Linked DNA regions of Homo sapiens: region 1 is linked to region 2. Evidence: chromatin loops called from intact Hi-C (ENCODE). Cell type or tissue: PC-9. All regions are shown on one strand. Each heading gives the region's core, and the rest is flanking DNA. Links, peaks and the distances in the headings are about the cores only. Region 1 overlaps ANXA3 (annexin A3). Region 2 overlaps FRAS1 (Fraser extracellular matrix complex subunit 1).

Region 1 (5,388 bases), core at 216-5,215, 280 kb before region 2:
CATTTTAACCTTGAAAAACCCCTAACTTTTGAGCCTTCAGGGAAATTGATTTGAGTAATAACTCTGTCTCCCACATGGTGTGGCTAGCCTGGCATCAATTAAACTTTTTCTTTACTGCAATGTGATGGTCTCAGTGGACTGATTTTGTCTGCACAGTGAGCAGGAAGAACCCATCTGGCAGTTACAGTTGAAGTGATGGTCTACCCCCCAGACACAGGGAATATGATATCTACCCCATATCTCAGGAGTCCTCTTTTTCTTTTGTGTAACAAATTACAAATATAAAACATTGGTTCTCTAGAGCAGTAAGTTGTGTTAATCTTGGTGACACTGAAGAAAATTTGTTTTAAAGTAGCATTTGCAGGAGAGCAACAAGAAAGCTGAAATTTCCTAAATCTTCTTATTTTTCAAGTGATAATTCAAAGCTCATCATGGCATCTCGCACAGAAGTAACTGTGGTTTACAGACTTCAAGATGTTTTAATTAATGTTGACCATTGTCCTTGGGGAATCCCAGACTAAATGATCCATAAATGAAAACCCCCTTAGGACTGTCTGTTCTTAAGCTTTGTTTAATGAATGTGCAATTAGAAGACCTTCTAAAAGCTCTACTGACATCATAGATCTTCAGGAATTGCAAGGAAGTAAAAAATGCCACACTACTAATTTTAAGCATGTAAATTAGAAGCATGTCAGTAAGCTGGGAAAGACCATAATATAGAAAAAATATTTTAAAATTGCTTATGAGACTAAAGAAGGACAGCCACAAAGATGTTGAGAAAAATCAAAGTAAACGTAGATTTATGTGGTAGTTCCTAACTTCTTGAATAAAAATCTGTCTTTACAGTAATAATATTTCCTTTTAAACAGCATTTTTCTATCCTGTTACTGAATAGTATTGGCTCTGTTGTCTTGTATTAATATGGGTTCATTTTGGCTCTCTTGAAGGGTTTAATATTTTCATGAAAGGACATTATCTGTCACATTAAAGTGAATGGAAAATTAGTGTTCTGGCACAGTAAAATATGATAGTCTGCTGATTCATTAGATTAGACTGAATAATTGATTTCAATACACTCAAACACTGTTTAATCTTATAGCATCTAAAATAAGAACTTTAGAACCTAGAAAATAATTGCAAGTTAGAAACTAGTTGTGAATGTTCCTGACCTGAAGATACCTGTAACAAACCAGTCACTTTAGTCTGGACATGGTGGCTCACTCTTGTACTCCCAGGTCTTTCGGGGGCCAAAGACAGAGGATCATTTGAGCCCAGGAGTTCAGGGCCAGCCTGGGCAACACAGTAAGACCCTGTCTCTACAAAATATTAAAAAATTACCAGGTGTGGTGGTGTGCAGGTGTGGTCCCAGCTACTTGGGAGGCTGAGGTGGGAGGACCACTTGAGCGCAGAAGGTCAAGGCTGCAGTGAGCTGTGATTGTGTCACTGCACTGTAGTCTAGGTGACAGAGTGAGACCGTGTCTCACAAAAAAAAAGAAAGAAAGAAAGAAAGAAAATAAATTAGTCACTTTAATATAATTTTTGATGAATTCTCTTTCTCCAAGGCTTGATAAATATTTTATGGATTCACAGAGCCAACTGGCTTCATTTCACTTCTATCCATCTAGGAACTTTTGTGTTGATCTTACCTGTCCACCTTCCAGTGTCTGGCATTGTAAAAGAACTACCCCAATGTTAGATTGTTTGAATGCTTCATGCCCAGCACACTTTACATGCTAAGCACTTTATATATGTTAATTATAATCTGCATAACAGCCCCAATAAATGAGAGTGAGCAATTTCACATAAACAGCACCAAGATTTAAGAAGACCAGAGAATTTGATCAAGTCTACACAGCTAGTTGCAGGCAGAGGCTGAATTTAAAAGCAAACTAGACTATTCCAGACCATTCCTGGTGTTTCATGAAGTGCAGTCTCTGTACCACCTGGAGTGATACTTTAAATGTATATGACCAGGACACACCTTCTATATACTGAATCATATGTTTTAGAGATGGGGTGCTAAATTCTACATGTGTAAGAAGCTCCCAGGTGATTCTGTGCCATGCAGATATTGACGTGGCTGATTCTAAATATAAAAAGACAAAATTGTGGTCAGATCCCAGTTGTTCATGCATCATGAAAACTCAGGGTTTGCACTCCAGCTGTGAACTTTTCACTGGCCTTTACCACCTACACATCAAAATATGCTAAAATGCCAATGCACAGAATTAGAGAAGGAGGAAATTCCCAATTTATTATGCAATTTAGTACTTAGCAAGAATTAAATGGGGGAGGAATAACTTGTTTAATTACAAGGGGGGAAGAAAGTACGCACACACACACCCCAACTTGAAAAAGGGCTTGGGAATTCTGAAGTGGAATTTTAGTGAAATATTTAAAACTGCTTCCATTATTTAAACGAATGGCATTATTCATTTGATAGACTTGGTTGCCCAAATCATTCGGAAATATTACATGACTTACAAAATAATCTTACAATCAAAGATTAATGAAATCTTTTAAAACTAATACATGAACAAAGTGATTTACAAACATTTAACTCTTACAAGAGCCTTCATGAGGTGAATTTTATTATTTCTAATTGAAAATGGAAGAAACCCAGTCTCACAGAGATTATTTGCTTAAAAGAGCTCTGCTAATAAGGACAGCCCCAGGACTCAAACCCATCACCTTATGACTAAAATGCCCCCTGCTCTATGTCACATCACAATGCCTCGAGGGAGTTCATCTTAGTGGTTCTCAAAGTGTGGTTCCTGAAGCAGCTGCATCAGCATCACCCGGGAATGTGACAGAAATGCAAATTCTCAGGCCCAACCCCAGTGTTCCTGAACCAACAACTGCAGGGCCAGGATGCAGAATCTGCGATTTAACAAACCTTCCAGGTGATTCTAGTACACAATAAAGTTTAAGAAGCACTGCTTTATTTCCTTCTTAGCTGTCTAGAAAACCAAAGCAAAAATGAGCAAACAAGCCATGAATTCTCTTATGGGTGTGGAAGATGAAGAATTTAATGATGAGCTCATCGCTTCAGGAATGTCGGCATTTTTACAGCCAAACAGGACTGCTTGCATTGCCTGCTCCACTGCAAGCTTAATTCCTTGACATTTATATTACTAATCAATACTTGGCTGAGTTTATTTCCAGTAACCCTAGTGTCCTAACATAGTCAGTGCTAGCGTAGAACATCACCTGAATACTTGGCAAAGTCTATTTAAAAAAAAAAAAATTGCCTTTGATCAGATTTCCATCCACACATTTAAACACATTTAGTTGCTTTCCTTTTCTGAAACTTGACCTTCAGATGCCTCCAAAAGAAAAATGCTGCTGAAGCCAGTTGGAAAACAAATTAAAGCAAAGAATGTCTAGATAAAGGGGGAAAGTAACAGGAGCTCTTTATACTAAGAACAATTGCTGCTAATCACTATGTGCCAAGTACTGTGCTAAGCGCGTTTCCTGCATTTGCTTATTCAATCCTTGCAATAAACTTATAAGGTAGATATAATAAATCCTTTTCACAGATGATGAAACTGATGATTAAGTAACTTGTCTAAGTTCCCACAGCCAGTAAGTGGTCTGTTCCAACAGTCTTTGCTCCTAAACTAGACTAGCCTTCATCTCATTTAAACCATCTTTTTCAAGACAATATAATCTCCCTTGATCTTCTAAAATCATCCTTCGGAGGTCAGCCTTAGCACATGACACCTTGAAGCCACTGCTTGGCCAAGCTGGGCCTAGGGAGCTGTTTGCTATTGCCCCTGGGAGAGGCCAGTCTGTTTTTGACTCACAAAAGCCAGTTGTACCTATTTCTTTATGCAAAGTGTACTGTGTTTGCAAGAAGTTAAACATTTACATTCAGAAGGATGAGTGGAAGAGAAAAACAGAAGGTGCCAACCCTGTTGATATGAAACATATTTAAAGCCAAATGCTACAGAGCAAGAATAGCAGTTGCTGCAGGGACATTTTGAAGATGCGGTGAAGCCAGATCACTCATCACTTCAGAAAGCCCTATAAAGGCCACATCCAAAAATTGAGGCATCAAATCAAAGCTCCAGATAAAACTCCAGGACAAGGAGCTCTCAAAGAGCCGGGGAGAAACGATGGCTCTCTGTTCAATGTCAAGATGCTATGTTGGGTCATGAAGCTTTATGATACAAGGAAAAATGGAGTAGATTATAAAAAATAAAGCAATCAAACTTGGAAATTGTTAAGACTTCCTGTTCAATTTTTCCAGTAAAAAGCATTTTTCAAAACCAAAGAAAGTTTACTGTAAACAGCCCTGAAATAAAATGCAGTCAAGTGAGGCAGGTGTTATGGGTTGAATTGTGTCTCCCCAAAAAAATACCTTAAAGTCCTAACCCACAGTACCACAGAATGTGGCCTTACTTGGAGACCAGGTTATTGCAGATGTAATTAATTAAGATGAGGTCACAGTGGCAGGCCCCCAATCCAATACCACTGGTATCCTTATAAGACAGCCATGTAAAGGCAGAGACATACAGAAAGAATGTGATGTGATGGTGAAGGCAGAGACTGGAGTTACGCAGCTGCGAGCTGCCAGTATGAGACCAGAATGTGCCTCTTCAAAACATGAAGGATTGTTGAAGACAAGAAGAAACAGATACTCAAGAGATATCTTTCCTCCATTTGCCTAAAAGCAGGACAAAGATTTATGAAGACAAAAGGTATTCTGCCCTCCTGACTACCAGGGAGAACAAAGGTTAAAGACTGAAGATAGTTTAAGACCCTTATCAGCCTGACAATGGTATTAGAAGAATTTATATTAGCAAGCTGTACTAACTAACCTTTATCTGCAAGTTATTTGCCTTTCTTCACTGCCCCACCTGCAAGTTGCTGCCCACAGAGATTCAAAGGTCCTTTTCTATTGTCTTGTTACAAAAAATTTACTGTTCTTTGTTGAAGATGCTATATAAGCTGAAATTCAAAGCCACCTCTGAAAACTACTCATTCTCTTGGTGTCTCCATGTATACTCAAAATACACATGTTAATAAACTTCTGTCTGGTTTTCTCTTGTCAATCTGTCTTTTGTAACAAAGGTGCTTTCCAACTAAGAACCTATGGGGATTACTGTTACTCCCCTATACCAGTAAACCACTAGAAACCAGGAAGAGGCTAAGAAGTTCTCCCCTACAGCTTTCAGAGGGAGGACGGCCCTGACCACACCTTGATTTTAGACTTCTGGCCTCCAGAACTGTGAGATAATATATTCATGTCATTCGAAACCAGCAGCTTGTGGTACTTTATTACAGCAGCCCTAGGAAACTAATACAGCAGGTAAAGGCCAGAGAAAAATACTGGTAACCAAGCGGTTCCTACAGGGCAAATCCTGGGGGCCTCGCCTAAGAGCC
Region 2 (5,388 bases), core at 130-5,129:
CTGCAGGGATTTGGCCAGCAGCTATACGAATGGGCTCCAGCCTCGCCCAGGGGCTTCACACTTAGCAGTTCTTTCCTTGCAACCTCTACAAAACAACAGCAAAAGCTCTTTGAAAGTGATTGGAAATACCTTGGTGAGGCTCTGATTCCTGAAAGACCACTTCCTCCTCCCCAGTCACAGCCCCACAAGAGGCCAAGGCTGGTTGCCTGAGACGCTAAAACTCCAGGCTAATTTAAAAGAAGTTCCAAAGAGATCTGAGCCATCACCATTTTTGATCCTTTTACTCCAATCTTCTGTCCCTTCCCAGACTGGGCCTCTGCCTGCTACTGCCTCCCTTTGCCAATTGAAGGCTTTACACCTGAAATGGGAATGTCTGGTCTCCACATATTCTGAAAACTCGTAAGTGCTTGAGGAACTTCATAATAGAAAAAAGTACAAACACGTAAAAAAAATCTTCAGCATCATCAAAAGCTGGAGATATGCAAACCAAACAGGAGAGCAGCAACTAGATGCACTGGATGAGACATGCACATTATATTTTTAAACTGCAATTACTTTTGCACCACCTAATAACATGTATGCATCCTAGAAACACTGCTTAGTGAGAAAAAAAAAAGTCAAGAAAGAAGGAAATATCTGGCTGAGTTTGGTGGCTTGTGCCTGTAATCCCAGCAGTTTGGGAGGCCAACGCGGGTGGATCACTAGAGGTCACGAGTTCAAGACCAGCCTGGCCAACATGGTGAAATCCTGTCTCTACTAAAAATACAAAAAAATAAAATTAGCCAGGTGTGGTGGCACACCCCTGTAGTCCCAGCTACTCAGAAGGCTGAGGCAGGAGAATCGTTCGAACCTGGGCAGGCGGAGGTTACAGTGAGCCAAGATTGCGCCACTGTACTACAGCCTGGGTGACAGAGTGAGACTCCATCTAAAAAAAAAAAAAAAGAAGGAAATATCTACTCAGGCATACAAAACAATAAGAGAATATACATACAAAAAGTACACACTAAATCACATTAGTGTAGTTATTTAAAAGGGGAGCTGGGAAGAAGGAGAATGGGAATAGGGCATGATAACAAAAGGAATAGACAGGCAGATGGATGGGCAGACAAATAAGCAAGAGAATAGCTTGGCCCAGACCAATGATGAAAATGGGCCATCAACTGACAAGCATGATTAACTCCACATGCTTCATAAGAATCCCCAAAATAGGTAAAAGATAAAAATTAAACAAGATTTCATTTTACATCAATCAAATTGACAATTTAAGAAGGCTTGTAATACCTAGTGTTGACAAGAGTGCTGGCAAGTAGGCACCCTTATACATTTCTGGTAAGAGTACAAATTAGTACAACTTTCTTAAAAGAGTATAATATGTTACTCTGTGTCAAAAAGCTTAAACACTGTACATAAACCTTTGGACCCGGTAGTCACATGTCTAAAAATTGATTCAAAAATATTTACCACAATTTCTACTAAAAATGTTTACATCATGGTTACATATAATTAAAAAAATTGGGAACAAATATCAAACCATAGAGGATTGGCTAAATGAATGATTGCATAGCCAGAGATGGAAAATTATACAACAGGTTTAAAAAGATGTTGTAGAAGGATAAGTAATAACATAAAGCAAGCAAGCAATAAAACTGTAAATAGAGTATGATTTTAGTTTTGAAAAAAAAAGTGTATGTGTATAGACACACAAAAAGATATCTTTATAAATTAGGAAGACATACACCAAAATACTAACAGTAGTGATTTAGGGGAGTTTGAGTTAGAAATTTTAGCTGACTTTTTATTATACCTTATATTTTATTGACTTTAATTATTTTTTTTTGGAATAAACATAAATTCATTTGGTATTTGGGGGGAATTTTGGTAATTTTCCTAATGATGGAGGGAGGAAAGCTATAGTCCTTTTCCCTAAGGTACATGCTAGGTAAATAACTTGTTAACCTATTAACCATGATTGTGATACAGCTGAATGATTTACCCGTCTTGAGTAATATATTTGAATTTTTAGCAGGGTCTTTGGTAGACACAGAACTTGAACCAAAGGAAATTACTTCCCAGCCAATGAAGGCTTTGGCAGGTCCACATGGACCTTTCATTGCTTCATAAGTCAGAGGACAAAGCAAGACATTCAGCTCATCAGGAGTATCTGGTAAAGTTATCTCTTCTATTTCCTGCCCCTCTACCTATATTCCTAAATCGACAACATAGGTATAATCCAAGGGTTTTCAAGACCACCAGCTTCTCAGCTTCTACTCATCCTCTGTGACCACTGAAAATCCACAGCTGCTAGGACTCCCTGTGTTCCCTCCCCAATCCTACACCCAGTGGCCCCTGTTAATTAAATGCCTATTGTCTACTCCAGTGATGTCTACTGAAACTGAAGAGCCAAAGGCGGGACCGCAAACCAAAACAACCTTTTGATGGGGAGAGTTTTCAGACCTCCTGGCTGCACTAACACAGCTGCTCAGATCTCAGCAGCAACAACAAGGAGGTGCTGTTAGCTCTGTGAGCAGCATAGAAGCAGGGGAGGGCAGAACAGGGACAGTGCTTGGGTGGGGAATGGAGAAGAGAAAGAACGTATGCCATACAGTCTAGCTAAAATAACTGAGAACCTTCCAAACTGGGCAGAAAGCCAGAAGACTTGTCACTAGTTTGTAATCCATAGCTGAAATACTTTGGGGTTCAGATTTGTCGGGAAGAATGGGATCTGTCTGAAAGATAAACTCTGTGGCATCTGTGGCAGGCTTTCTCTGCTGGTATGTGATACTTTTGTTCTGTCATTTGTCTTCTGGCATACACAGCAAGGGTCTAGAAGTGGCAAAGACAAATGCCAAACACAGCCAGCTTCCTGCCAAAGCAAAGGTCCCAGACACAACACCACCAGCTGTTTTCCCCTCTTCTCTCCATTTTTTCTGCATATGAATATAATATCCAAAGAGAGAGGGGCCTTGGAACACTGTTGTCACCTGCCTCATTGGGTCTTGTTTACTCAAAAAAACTTACATTCTAGGAAGGCAATCCTATTGTCTTCCCTTCTGAATGGCCTGAAATACTCCATGGACACGACCCAAGTTTTGAAGACAGTTGATTTTATAAGTCACATTCCCAACTCTAATAAAGCCCACAACTATGTTAAACATGAGGAAAAGAGAAGAAAAAGAGGGGTGAGAAAAATAGAGAGTCTGTAATTATCCTGAGGCCACCACTAGCCAGAAATTGCTGACAAGGAGCAAATAGTGGAAGCCAAATGGAAGATAGGTCATCTGTAAGCCAAAGTTTAGTCATGCCTGTACATTTCTGTTGATTGCTCTCTATGCAATGGTTTATCACATTTTTTCTATCAAAAATTATTCCAGAGGGCCACAGATATACTTAGCACCATGTGAAATTCAGAAGTATACGGCATGTCCCTGCCCCAATGACTGATCATTTCCTATCATATTCCCCTGTAAGGTATCTTTATAGCACTGATAATAATAATTTCATATAATGATAACTATCTAAGTATTTAATATTATCTTGTTTATTTGTTTAGAGGCACTCTCCTCCCATTGAGGAAGTTAAGTTCCTTAACTAGAGGGAAGTTTTCTGTCTGCTTCACTCTGTATCTCTGGTGTCTGGGACAGGGCGTGGTACATAGAAGAGGCTCCACAAATATTTATGCATGAACAGAATCGAAGAGACAGGAGATACCACTTGAAGCAACAAGTCACCTTTATGAGACAGTCAGCAATTTAGTAAGGGACCATAATTGCTGTAGAATGCCAAAGAAGTTCTGAACAATGCATAGGATTTAAAGAGTAGAACAAAATGAGTGAAGGCAGTGGTAGAAACATGCAGGGCCCCTAAACTGAGTATGTGACCCGGCAATGAAACTGAGACTAACCCTCCAATCCTGGGGTATGTTGCAAGGGCCATGGAGGTGACACCAGCTTGGCCATGACTATCCCAACAGAGAAAGGGGGGCCCCTGTCTTGCGAGGAGGGCTCCTGGATTTCAGAACAGTAGTTTCATAGGTGCCATTGTCAAGAGGTCCACCCAGGGCACAGCCAGGCTGGGATAAGTCATGTGTTGGAACACAACACCAAGACCCATTAAATCCCTGCTGCTTTGGACCTGGCTTTGCAAGGTCAGTGCTTCATTTCTGCAAATGACTGGCTGCTCCAGTCAACCATCGTTCCAACAAATAATTAACTTCAGAAGGTCCTCTGCTCAGGCCACAGCTTTTAAATCTCAACTAGGTCAACATCCTAGTTGTAAATTTTATAGGTTTTTTTATTATAAACTTTTCCTCTAAATATGTCACAATATTGGCTAAGAAACAAATAATCATAGATTCTCATTGTTTAATCTGAGCACTTAAAATTTTCTTTCCTTTTTAAAAGAAAAAGGGATTTTAATTTGCTATAAAGAATACAGTATACTGTTCTCTATATATTTACTTCTCCATAACATATAAAAGCAGATTTTATTTAGATGAGACATTAATGGCAGAAAGCTTTTTGTTACTTAATGAAAGCTATTTGGTTTTTATCTCTATAGGTTGAAAAATAAAGGAATGGTTTCAATAATATCAATAGCTGCCTTTTACAGTCCACATACTAAGGCCAGGCATAATGTATTTATACATTTCAAACAGCTTTTCTAACCTTCATAATAATGGTTTAAAGTAGATAATATCGTCCCCATTTTGCAGTTGAAAAAATTGAAGTTCAGAGAGGTTAAATGGTTTGCCAAAGCCCTCTTGCAGCAAGTGGTAGAGGTGCCATTCAAAATAATCCTATCCCTTATAATCCTGTAAAATGTTCAGTTGTTTGATTCTTTACGTCTCAAAATCTGAGACCATACAGCACTCAGATATAGAATAAACTTCAAAGGCTTTTGGATTTTGTTTTTGTTTGTTTTGTTTTATTTTACATCTCTATAAGCAACAACTAACCTGCCTTGACTGTGAGCTCACTATAGGCAAAGACTGAATCTTATTTACTTTATACACTTCATGTACTCAGGACCTAGAACAATGGTCAAAAAAGAATGAAAGGGGAAATGAAATAAAAGGAACAAGGAAGAAGGACAATAGAAAGCAGAACCCAAGTCTCTAAACTTATATGAAGGGCTTTCTAGACACCAGGTACCATCTCCTAAACCAGCGGTCCCCAACCCCCAGGCACAGATCAGTTTCAGTGTGTGGCCTGTTAGAAACTGGGCCACACAACAGGAGGCAAGCAGTGGGTGAGGCAGCATTGTCACCAAGCTCTGCCTCATAGGAGTGAGTGCAAACCCTATTGTGAACTGCCTATGTGAGGGATCTAGGTTGCAGCTGCTTATGAGAATCTAACTAATGCCTGATGATCTGAGCTGGAACAGTTTCAT

Evidence for each region. Peaks named below come from ENCODE experiments on the same cell type or tissue, not always from the same donor. Only the 100,000 strongest peaks of a DNase experiment are listed, where the experiment ranks them.
Region 1: it touches region 2 in a loop (10-fold over the local background); 1 of 110 quality-filtered maps calls a loop at or near these places.

The regions. Positions count from the first base shown.
Region 1 is chr4:78,567,124-78,572,511 of GRCh38, reverse strand. The region is part of intron 2 of ANXA3 (annexin A3); the gene reads right to left. Among named protein-coding and RNA genes, the nearest start is that of ANXA3, 18 kb to the right of the region's middle. In PC-9, for the core only: no CTCF peak of the experiment used is centred there; a DNase peak (open chromatin) is centred at 3,081; H3K4me3 peaks cover 285 bases; H3K27ac peaks cover 3,422 bases.
Region 2 is chr4:78,291,303-78,296,690 of GRCh38, reverse strand. The region is part of intron 14 of FRAS1 (Fraser extracellular matrix complex subunit 1); the gene reads right to left. Among named protein-coding and RNA genes, the nearest start is that of SNORD161, 5.0 kb to the right of the region's middle. In PC-9, for the core only: no CTCF peak of the experiment used is centred there; DNase peaks (open chromatin) are centred at 2,770 and 3,180; H3K27ac peaks cover 1,664 bases.